Regions from separate parts of the Homo sapiens genome. Here region 1 is linked to region 2. Evidence: read pairs that join two places in POLR2A ChIA-PET (ENCODE). Cell type or tissue: OCI-LY7. All regions are shown on one strand. Each heading gives the region's core, and the rest is flanking DNA. Links, peaks and the distances in the headings are about the cores only.

The links. Peaks named below come from ENCODE experiments on the same cell type or tissue, not always from the same donor. Only the 100,000 strongest peaks of a DNase experiment are listed, where the experiment ranks them.
Region 1: POLR2A ChIA-PET joins it to region 2 with 13 read pairs; 2 of 35 experiments call an interaction of 5 or more read pairs at or near these places.

Annotation. Positions count from the first base shown.
Region 1 is chr2:74,905,791-74,911,757 of GRCh38, forward strand. It overlaps LINC01291 (long intergenic non-protein coding RNA 1291), which reads left to right and starts at 3,171. Exons shown (of 5, transcript NR_189601.1): 1 at 3,171-3,383. In OCI-LY7, for the core only: no CTCF peak of the experiment used is centred there; no DNase peak of the experiment used is centred there.
Region 2 is chr2:74,789,689-74,795,655 of GRCh38, forward strand. No RefSeq gene overlaps it. Among named protein-coding and RNA genes, the nearest start is that of HK2-DT, 41 kb to the right of the region's middle. RefSeq lists a silencer at 935-1,082. In OCI-LY7, for the core only: no CTCF peak of the experiment used is centred there; no DNase peak of the experiment used is centred there.

The sequences.
Region 1 (5,967 bases), core at 263-5,262, 120 kb after region 2:
AAACCAATCATGCCTTCCCAACAGTCCCCCAAAGTCTTAACTCAAAAGTCCACAGTCCAAAGTCTCATCTGAGACAAGGCAAGTACCTTCCGCCTATGAGCCTGTAAAATCAAAAGCAAGCTAGTTACTTCCTAGATACAATGGGGGTACAGGTATTGGGTAAATGCAGCCTTTCCAAATGGGAGAAATCGTCCAAAACAAAGGGGTTACAGGGCCCATGCAAGTCCAAAATCCAGTGGGGCAGTCAAATTTTAAAGCTCCAAAATGATCTCCTTTGACTCCAAGTCTCACATCCAGGTTATGGTGATGCAAGAGATGGGCTCCCATGGCCTTGAGCAGCTCCACCCCTGTGGCTTTTCAGGGCACAGCCTCCCTCCTGGCTGCTTTCATGGGCTGGCATTGAGTGTCTGTGGCTTTTCCACGTGCATGGTGCAAGCTGTTGGTGCACCTACTATTCTGGGGTCTGGAGGATAGTGGCCCTCTTCTCACAGCTCCACTAGGTAGTGCCCCAGTAGGGACTCTGTGTGGGGGCTCTGACCCCACATTTCCCTTCCACACTGCCCTAGCAGAGGTTCTCCATGAGGGCACTGCCTCTGCAGCAAACTTTTGCCTGGGTATCCAGGCATTTCCATACATCATCTGAAATCTAGGCAGAGGTTCCTAAACCTCAATTCTTGACTTCTGAGCACCCGCAGGCTCAATACCACACGGAAGCTGCCAAGGCTTGGGGCTTGCACCTTCTGAAGCCGCAGCCCAAGCTGTATGTTGGCCACTTTCAGCCACAGCTGGAGCAGCTGGGACACAGGGCACCAAGTCCCTAGGCTGCACACAGTATGGGGACTCTTGGCCCATTTTATGAAACCACTTTTTCCTCCAGGACCTCCGGGCCTGTGGGAGGGGCTGCCGTCAAGTTCTCTGACATGGCCTGGAGACATTTCTCTCCATGTTCTTGGGGATTAACATTAGGTTCCCTGCTACTTATGCAAATTTCTACAGCTGGTTTGAATTTCTCCCCAGAAAAAATGGGTTTTTCTTTTCTATCGCATAGTCCGGTTGCAAATTTTCCAAACTCTTATGCTGTTTCCCTTACAAAACTGAATGCCTTTAACAGTACCCAAGTCACATCTAGAATTCTGCTTAGAAATTTCTCCTGCCAGGTACCCTAAAACATCTTTCTCAAGTTCAAAGTTTCACAAATCTCTAGGGCAGGGGCAAAATGCCACCATTCTCTTTGCTAAAACATAACAAGAGTCACCTTTACTCCAGTTCCCAACAAGTTCCTCATCTCCATCTGAGACCACCTCAGCTTGCACCTTACTGTCCATATTGCTATCAGCATTTTGGGCAAAGCCATTCAACACGTCTCTAGGAAGTTCCAAACTTTTCCACTTTTCCTTGTCTTCTTCTGAGCCCTTCAAACTGTTCCAATCTCTGCCTGTTACCCGGTTCCAAAGTCACTTCCACATTTTCAGGTATCTTTTCAGCAATACCCCACTCCTGGTATTTCTTACCCACTGGGAAGAAAAAGAGGTTTAGTTAGACTTACAGTTTCACATGGCTGGGGAGGCCTCAGAATCATGGCAGGAGGCAAAAGGCACTTCTTACATGGCAAGAAAAAATGAGGAAAAAGTGGCTGGGCATGGTGGCTCACGCCTGTAATCCCAACACTTTGGGAGGCCAAGACGAGTAGATCATGAGGTCAGGAGTTCAAGACCAGCCTGGCCAACATGGTGAAATTGTCTCTACTAAAAATACAAAAATTAGCCAGATGTGATGGCGGGTGCTTGTAATCCTAGTTACTCAGGAGGCTGAGGCAGGAGAATTGCTTGAACCTGGGAGGCGGAGGTTGCAGTGAGCCAAGATTGAGCGACTGCACTCCAGCCTGGGTGACAAAGCAAGACTCTGTCTAAAAAAAAAAAAAAAAAAAAAGAGGAAGAAGCAAAAGCAGAAACCTCTGATAAGCCCATCAGATCTCGTGAGACTTATTCACTATCATGAGAATAGCACAGGAAAGACCAACCCCCATGATTTAATTGCCTCTCCCTGGGTCCCTCCCACAACACGTGGGAATTCTGGGAGATACAATTCAATTTGAGATTTGGGTGGGGACACAGCCAAACCATATCACTTATTCAGAAATACAATGAGCATGTAATTTTTTTTTTTTTTTGTATTGGCCCAATCTAGTTTTGAATCAAGATTACATTAGCTTCATAAAAAAGGCTGGACAATTTTCTCTTTTTCACTTGCTGCAACAATTTGTGAGATAAAAAAATCTGTCTCTTGAAGACAGGTAGAGCATATTTGTAAAGCTATCTGGGCTTTAGGGAGAGGAGCTATGATTAGCGTTTCAATTTCTTTAATGCTTGTTAGTCTATTCAAGTATACTATATCTTGGCATTTAGTATTTCCCCACAAAGTTGTCTATAATATCTAAAGTTTCACATTATTTGGATACAGTTGTTCATAATACTCTAAAAACTTTTTTTTTTTTTAGAAAATTTCGAATACATTCAAAAGTGGATTGATAAACCTCTGGTGCTTCAGCAGTTATCAATTCATGGCCAATGTTGTTTCATCTAGAGCCCCGCCCACATCCCCTCACAATTCTTTGAAGTAAATCTCTGACATTGTATAATGACACCTGCAAATGCTCCGGTAAAAATCTTCAAAAGACAAAGACTCTTTTTCAACCTGTTCACAGTGTCATTACCTCCTCCCCAGATAATAATTTATCAACATCAAGAAACTCCCCATTAGTGTTTAAACTTCCAATTTTCTCACAAATGTCTTTTTTTTTTTTTTTGGCGGGGGAGATAACTTTGTCATTTGAATCAGAATCCAAAGTTTACACATTGCACTTGGCAGACCTGCCTTTTAATTTCTCATAACCTCTGTTTCTTTTCAGCTTTCTGTTTTCCTCCCAGAGTTTCCTATGATTGCATCTCTAGTTTGACACGTTCCCTTGTCCTCTGTATTCCTGTAAATTGGTAGTTAAATCTCAATCTGATACAGAAGGGCTGGGCTCCCAGCTAAACCCCACCCCTAAGCCAGGAACCACCGCCCTAAGTGAAAACAGGTGATCCTGGTTTTCCAAGCAAATGTTGCCTTTTTGGCCTGCCCCGCCCCTATCCTGTGCCCATAAAAGACTTCAGCTGGCAGCGCAATAGAAGCGGCTGAGCGGCGAGGATACACGCAGCTGAGTGTCAGAGACAATGGATAGATGCGGCTAACTTCAGACGGTGCGGCTTCAGAGAGGGACCTGGCCGGAGACTGCCGGGCTTCAGAGAAAGCTCACGTTCCCATCTGCTTTCCAGCCTCCCTTTCCGCTGAGAGCCACCCACCGCTCAATGAAGTCTTCCGCATTCATCACCTTTCAAACGGTTCGTGTGAGCTGATTCTTCCTGGACGCCAAACGAGAACTCAGGTGCCAAGAGGGCAGGGGCTACCACCCTGACTCTCCACTGAGCTGGTTGGCACTTGGCCGTACCTGGACGGCAGAGCTGAAAGAGCGCTGGTTGAAACATGCATGGACACTGCTGTGTAGCATGCATAGAGCCTGCTCCCTCCAGAGAGGAGCGACCGGCGGGTTCTGGGGTTCGTTTGCTTGGGTTCCTGCACCCGCTTGCTCTTACGCTCCCCCATGCGAGGAGTGGCCAGTGACGGGCTGAGTGAAACGAGCCACTCCAGTTCCTGCCCATGAAGGGGGTCAAAGGAACTATCCCATCTCAAATCCATGATCAGGTTTAGGTTTGATATTTTGACAACGTTACTTCAGAAGGGTTACTGCAATTACATTATTCTTTCATCTTTGTTGTGCCTGTAATTGTTTTTCCCCCTTTTTCATTGTAGGTTTTATCTATTGCAATTTCATTTTCTCACTCTTTTTCTTTTTTTCTTTTTTCTTTTTTTTTTTTTTGAGACGGAGTCTCACTCTATTGCTCCAGGCTGGAGTGCAATAGTGTGATCTCGGCTCACTGCAACCTCCGCCTCCCAGGTTCAAGCGATTCTCCTGGCTCAGCCTCCTGAGTAGCTGGGATTACAGGTGCGCACAACCACGCCCAGCTAATTTTTGTATTTTTAGTAGAAATGGGGTTTCACCATATTGGCCAGGCTGGTCTTGAACTCCCGACCTTGTGATCCGCCCGCCTCAGCCTCCCAAAGTGCTGGGATTACAGGCGTGAGCCACCGTTCCTGGCCTTTCTCACTCTTTTTCTCGATCAGTCTTGCCAGAATTTTATTTCACTAATCTTTTCAAATAATTAGCTTTTGATTTGGTCATTTCTTTCTGTTTTTTCCTTCTCCATTTTATTGATTTTTGCCTTTCTTTACTTATTTTTCCTTCTTGTTTCTTGGCTCTGTTGATCTTATTCCAACTTCTTGAATTTACAGTTTTACTTGTGTTTGAAGTTATAATTTCTATCTACTGCTGTAAGTCCTACACATTTTGATACATTGCCATTTCATTGATACTCTAAGCAACTAGCAATTTGCTATACTTTTTTTTTTTTTTTACCTTTTAAAATATATTATTTAGTTTCCAGTAATATGTTTGTATAAACTATCCCTCTGTTATTCATTTCTAATTTTTTGGCATTCTGGTCTGAGAACATGATCTGTATGACATTGATTCTTTGGAATTTATCAAGTAATCCTTTGAGGCCTGGTATACGGACAATGTCATAACCCTTATATATGTGCTTGAAAACTGTTTTCTCTAGTGTTGAGCATAGAATTAGAAGGGAGGGGGAGAGGCAAGCACAGAGGCAGATATATTCCACAGCATTCACAGAAGTTATTTCTGGGATGGGAAAATTACAGGTGATCTTTATTTTCTTCTTGGACAGCAGTAGTCTTTACTTGCCTGTGATTCCAAACATGTTTGAAAACAATGTCAGAGATCTCATAGGCCTCCCACTGCCCTGGGTGGGTAAGAGCACTGGTGTGGACAAGAGGGAACATTTGCCATTGCCCATCATCTGGGTTGTTCACCTGACCTTCTGGGCCTGCCATCCTGTTCTATGAAATGAGGATATTTGGCTGGGTGCAGTGGCTCACACCTGTAATCCCAGCACTTTGGGAGGCTGAGGTGGGTGGGTCACCTGAGGCCAGGAGTTCTAGACCAGCCTGGCCAATATGGTGAAACCCTGTCTCTAATAAAAATACAAAAAATTGCTGGGCATGGTGGCATGCGTCTGTAGTCCCAGCTACTCGGGAGGCTGAGGCAGGAGAATTGGTTAAACCCAGGAGATGGAGGTTGTGGTGGGCTGAGATCGTGCCACTGCACTCCAGCCTGGGTGACTGAGTGAGACTCCATCTCAAAAAAATAAATAAATAAATAAATAAAATAATAAAGAAATGAGGATATTTAAGCTCCCACTCAACTTGAACATTTGTATTGTTATTTATAAGCTCCATCTGCTGCTGGCATGAATACCTGAAAATCCTGGGACTGTGGGATGTGGTCCAGGCTCTCAGGTGTCAGCATCGCAGGGAATCCCACAAACCTATCCCTGGAGGGAGTGCAGAATCTCACGTGTGAAGGGGCTGGGGTGAAGCCTTTCTCATAGTATTATCTGGAGAGGGTGTGCCTTTCCCCTTCTTTCATTTTGGGATAAGCGTGGTTTTTTCTCTCACTGTACTCTGTTTTCCAGTCTGCAAGCCCATTTCCAGGGAAAGCAGACAAGAAGCACCAATCGGAGCGTTGAAGTAAATGGGAATCAGTATCCTTGGCAGTGCCTGGACCTGCTGAGCGACAAGCGTGTGTTTTGTTTTATTAAATGTTTTCCTTTTTAATAAGCAGTGGGAAATGTCAGGACCACCTGCAGCTGCCTGCTGACCCTGGGACTGGAGTAGGGGATGCAGCACTCAGCCTCCAGTTGTGTTTTTCTTCTCTGATAGCTCAGTTGTGCCAGGAGTATACTCGCCTTGGTGCTCCAGAATCATCCTAGGGAATCAGCTCCGCCT
Region 2 (5,967 bases), core at 329-5,328:
GGAGAGCTAGTCACAGAGTGGGGTGCCTGCCTGCACCTCTGTGGTGTCTCTCACCTCCTCTGACATATGACAAATGCAGAGCTTGATGGCTGTGGCTTCTGTCCCCCACCTCTCACTCAGCTGTACCTCTGACCCAGGACCATACAGGTGAGGGGTTCTGTGAGACAGAGTTCTCAACATAGCCAAGTTGATGCTAGAACCATTGAGCACATTATTATAGTGATGTAATATAATTGATGATTGCTTTGGTTTGTTTTTATATTTACTAATTCATATTTTGCCTCATTTCAAAATAGGATTTTTGAAGCAGCTTAGAGAAACATTAGAAATTGAGTGAAATTGTAAAAGGAAGTGATGGAGGCAGAGAAAAATGTGTAGGGCAATAAAATAATTCAAACTTAGTGGCAGTGTTCAAGAAATCCATCTAAGAGCCTGTTTCATTGAAGATGGGGCTATGGATTGGGCTCAGAGCATCCTCAGAGCCAAAGCAAATATTTTGTGACAAAGATCATCACAAGGGGAGTGGCAAAGATTTTCCTGATCCTGTGAACTAAGGGAAATATCTCCTAGGGGTCCTCAAAAATATCCCTTTGATAAGGTGTCTTGGAACCATTCAGTGAAATCTGTGCTCTGAGGAATTAAAACAAGGAAGACCTGGCATGTGCTCTAGGCTTTCCTGGCCTCATCCAGACCCTATCCTGCCAGAAAGCGGCCAGGAGACAATTTCTAAACATTACAGCTATATGATTGGATGGTTTGTATATTCTTCAAGCTAGGAGTTGATGAGCTTTTTCTTCTTCTTCTTTTTTTTTTTTTTGGAGATGGAGTCTCGCGCTGTAGCTCAGGCTGGAGTGCAATGGCGTGATTTTGGCTCACTGCAACCTCTGCCTCCCAGATTCAAGCGATTCTCCTGCCCGAGTAGCTGAGATTACAGGTGTCCACCACCATGCCTGGCTACTTTTTGTATTTTTAGTAGAGACAGGGTTTCATCATGTTGGCCAGGCTGGTCATGAACTCCTGACCTCAGGAAATCCACCCGCCTTGGCATCCCAAAGTGCTGGGATTACAGGCGTGAGCCACCACGTCCAGCCGATGAGCTTCTTCTGTAAAGGGCGAGATAGTAAATATTTTAGGCTTTGCAGGTCGCTAGGTCTCTGTTACAGCTACTCAGCACTGTCATTATAGCATAAATGCAGCCATAGAGAGTCTGTAAACAAATGAGTGTGGCTGGGTTCCAATAAAACTTTATGAAGGAACACTAAAACAATTCTAATTTCCATGTGTCACAAAATATTAATTCTTCTTTACAGTTATTTCCGACCATTTAAAATTGTAAAAACCATTCTTAGCTGTAGACTGTAGCCATACAAAAACAGGCAGCAGGCTGGATTTGGCCCATATGCCATGGTTTGTGCACCCCTGTTTCAGGTGGTCCTCCATAACTGATTAACCCATTTCCCGTTTAGAAAAAAAAGTGCCGCTCGCTGCCAGCGCTCATTTAATTTGATGTAAATATGCTTTTTGATGCTGAAGCAAAGCTGACCGATTTTCAGTGTGAAAATAAAATATAAAAACTGTTCTTGGAGTTATTTCTAAGCAGAACTTGTCTCTAATCCTAGTGTAACAGAAATGTATATGATGTTACACTAGGATTAGAGACAAGAGCATTCTCGGGGCAAACGGAAATGAGTTAAGAAAGTGGGAGGCGGCTGGGTGCGGTGGCTCACGCCTGTAATCCCAGCACTTTGGGAGGCCGAGGTGGGCAGATCACGAGGTCAGGAGATTGAGACCAGCCTGGCCAACATGGTGAAACCCCATCTCTACTAAAAATACAAAATTAGCCTGGCATGGGTCCCAGCTACTCGGGAGGCTGAGGCAGGAGAATTGCTTGAACCCGGGAGGCGGAGGTTGCAGTGAGCTGAGATCGCGCCACTGCACTCCAGCCTGGGTGACAGAGCGAGACTCTGTGTCAAGAAAAAGGCCGGGCACAGTGGCTCACGCCTGTAATCCCAGCACTTTGGGAGGCCGAGGCGGGTGGATCACGAGGTCAGGAGATGGAGACCATCCTGGCTAACACGGTGAAACCCCGTCTCTACTAAAAATATAAAAAATTAGCCGGACGTGGTGGCGGGCGCCTGTAGTCCCAGCTACTCGGGAGGCTGAGGCAGGAGAATGGCGTGAACCCGGAAGGCGCAGCTTGCAGTGAGCCGAGATCGTGCCACTGCACTCCAGCCTGGGCGACAGAGCGAGACTCTATCTCAAAAAAAAAAAAAAAAAAAAAGAAAAAGAATCTTCTTAAGGGTGGGGAAAATTACAAACTACGCTGATCAGTTAGAGTGGGGCAGAAGCAAATCACAATGGTGGAATGTCATCAGTTAAGGCTAGTTTCACGTCTTTTGTGGATCTTCAGTTGCTTCAGGCCATCTGGATGTATACGTGCAGGTCACAGGGGATATGATGGCTTAGCTTGGGCTCAGACGCCTGGCAGTTACCTGGAGATCACTGAAGATCCCTCCACTGGTTTTGATGGACCGACAGGTTTGGGGCCGTGACCTGTGCTTTGCTGAAACCCTGCCTGGCTCCAGAGTCAGACAGATGCCAAGTGAGGTCAAAAGCAGGTGCTGTATAAACCAGGACTTCCTCTCCATGGATGGCTAGGCTGGCATTGCAATAGCAATGTGGGCTGACACCCCGACTTTCTGAGAGTGAGGGGGCAGAGGTAGAAGCCCCAGGAAGGCAGGGCCTAGTAGGCAAAGTGAATAATGAGGTTTCCACTTCAGCAGTACACTCCCCTAAGCAAGAGGGATGGAGGCCGAGCTCAAGGCCTGGCTCAGAGCCAGATGCTTGGGAGAGGACTAGAGTCTCATGGGGGTGGTGATGGTGGTGTCAGCACTTAAAGTACTATTTTTCTATTGTCAAAATTGCCTTCAGAGGCCCTCAATTTTCCCACAAAGTCTAATGGTTGGCCGGGAGCGGTGGCTCACGCCTGTAATCCCTGCACTTTGGGAGGCCGAGGCAGGCGGATCACGAGGTCAGGAGATTGAGACCATCCTGGCTAACACGGTGAAACCCCGTCTCTACTAAAAATACCAAAAATTAGCCAGGCATGGTGGTGGGCACCTGTAGTCCCAGCTACTCGGGAGGCTGAGACAGGAGAATGGCGTGAACCCAGGAGGAGGAGCTTGCAGTGAGCCAAGATCGTGCCACTGTACTCCAGCCTGGGCAACAGAGCGAGACTCCATCTCAAAAAAAAAAAAAAAAAAAAAAAATCTAATGTTTAGGATAACCATGTCCCACCCTATTTAGAAATTCTCTTTTGCTCACTAACATTTAAGAGCTACTAATATGGTGGCACAACACTGCAAATGTAATGTATGCCACTAAATTTTACTCTTAAAATGAGTAAAATTTTAAATTACTCATTTTGTAATTTTTGTTATGTGTATTTTAGTACAAGAAAAATGATAAATTGAGGTAAAATATAAAAATGCATATTTATGTTACATTTATTTTACCACCACCACCAAAAAAAAAAAAAAATCACTGAACTGGACAACAGGACGTGAACTCTGTGTGGATGTGGGCATTTAAAGAATTACCCTTTTACTGTCTAACAGGAGGGTGGGTGGGCAATTCCAAAGAGCTTTTGCTTGTCTGCAGGAGTTATTCTATTCTGACTTTTTTTTTTTTTTTTTGACGGAGTCTGCAACCGCTGCCTCCCAGTTTAAGTGATTCTCATGATTCAGCCTCCTGAGTAGCTTGGACTACAGATATGCACCACCATGCCTGGCTAATTTTTGTATTTTTAGTAGAGACGGGGTTTCACCATGTTGGCCAGGCTGGTCTTGAACTCCTGACCTCAAGTGATCTGTCCGCCTCAGCCTCCCAAAGTGCTGGGATTACAGGCGTGAGCCACCACACCCAGCCCTCATTCTGGCTTTTTTCATTTTGAACTTTTTACTATGGAAATTAAAAACAAAACAAAACAAAACAAACAAACAAACAAACAAACAACACTCAAATAGTGAAGAGAATCCAGCAATGCACCGTCTTTGAGTCTGGGACCCAGCTTCAACAACCATTAAGGTTTGTTGTTCTTTTTATTTATTTATTTATTTATTTATTTATTTTTATTTTTATTTATTTATTTATTTTTTATTATTATACTTTAAGTTTTAGGGTACATGTGCACATTGTGCAGGTTAGTTACATACGTATACATGCACCATGCTGGTGTGCTGCACCCACTAACTCGTCATCTAGCATTAGGTATATCTCCCAATGCTATCCCTTCCCCTTCCCCCTACTCCACAACAGTCCCCAGAGTGTGATGTTCCCCCTCCTGTGTCCATGTGATCTCATTGTTCAATTCCCACCTATGAGTGAGAATATGAGGTGTTTGGTTTTTTGTTCTTGCGATAGTTTACTGAGAATGATGATTTCCAATTTCATCCATGTCCCTACAAAGGACATGAACTCATCATTTTTTATGGCTGCATAGTATTCCATGGTGTATATGTGCCACATTTTCTTAATCCAGTCTATCATTGTTGGACATTTGGGTTGGTTCCAAGTCTTTGCTATTGTGAATAATGCCGCAATAAACATACGTGTGCATGTGTCTTTATAGCAGCATGATTTATAGTCCTTTGGGTATATACCGAGTAATGGGATGGCTGGGTCAAATGGTATTTCTAGTTCTAGATCCCTGAGGAATCGCCACACTGACTTCCACAATGGTTGAACTAGTTTACAGTCCCACCAACAGTGTAAAAGTGTTCCTATTTCTCCACATCCTCTCCAGCACCTGTTGTTTCCTGACTTTTTAATGATTGCCATTCTAACTGGTGTGAGATGGTATCTCATTGTGGTTTTGATTTGCATTTCTCTGATGGCCAGTGATGGTGAGCATTTTTTCATGTGTTTTTTGGCTGCATAAATGTCTTCTTTTTTTTTTTTTTTGCTTTAAATGTTGTTTTATTTATTTTGTTTGTCACTTCAATTAAGTGATCAGAAGGTACAGACAATATATAAACATTACAAATGACCCAAAAAAGGCTGAGTGGTTCCAGCCAACATAACAGGTTTTCATAACAGAATGAAGACATCTTATTTCTTGATTTCATCTGACCTTATAGCTTAGCTGCATGAGCTAAAGCTGTGTTGACCAACACAGTAGCCAGGAGCCACACTGAAACACACTACTGGGCACTTACACCTTGGCTAGTTCTTTTTTTTTTTTTTTTTTGCCCTTCTATCTTTTTTATTAGTTTAACATTAAAACAATTGAGCCAGTGACATTTTTATCCTCTGATATGTCTAGCCTAGTAATTATTCAATAAATGTGTTTTTATTTATTTATTTATTTATTTTTTGTTTCTTTTGTTTATTTATTTATTTATTTATTTATTTATTTATTTATTTTTTTTATTGTTCATTCTTGGGTGTTTCTCACAGAGGGGGATTTGGCAGGGTCATAGGACAATAGTGGAGGGAAGGTCAGCAGATAAACAAGTGAACAAAGGTCTCTGGTTTTCCTAGGCAGAGGACCCTGCGGCCTTCCGCAGTGTTTGTGTCCCTGGGTACTTGAGATTAGGGAGTGGTGATGACTCTTAACGAGCATGCTGCCTTCAAGCATCTGTTTAACAAAGCACATCTTGCACCGCCCTTAATCCATTTAACCCTGAGTGGACACAGCACATGTTTCAGAGAGCACAGGGTTGGGGGTAAGGTCACAGATCAACAGGATAAGAATTTTTCTTAGTACAGAGCAAAATGAAAAGTCTCCCATGTCTACCTCTTTCTACACAGACACGGCAACCATCCGATTTCTCAATCTTTTCCCCACCTTTCCCCCCTTTCTATTCCACAAAACCGCCATTGTCATCATGGCCCGTTCTCAATGAGCTGTTGGGTACACCTCCCAGACAGGGTGGTGGCCGGGCAGAGGGGCTCCTCACTTCCCAG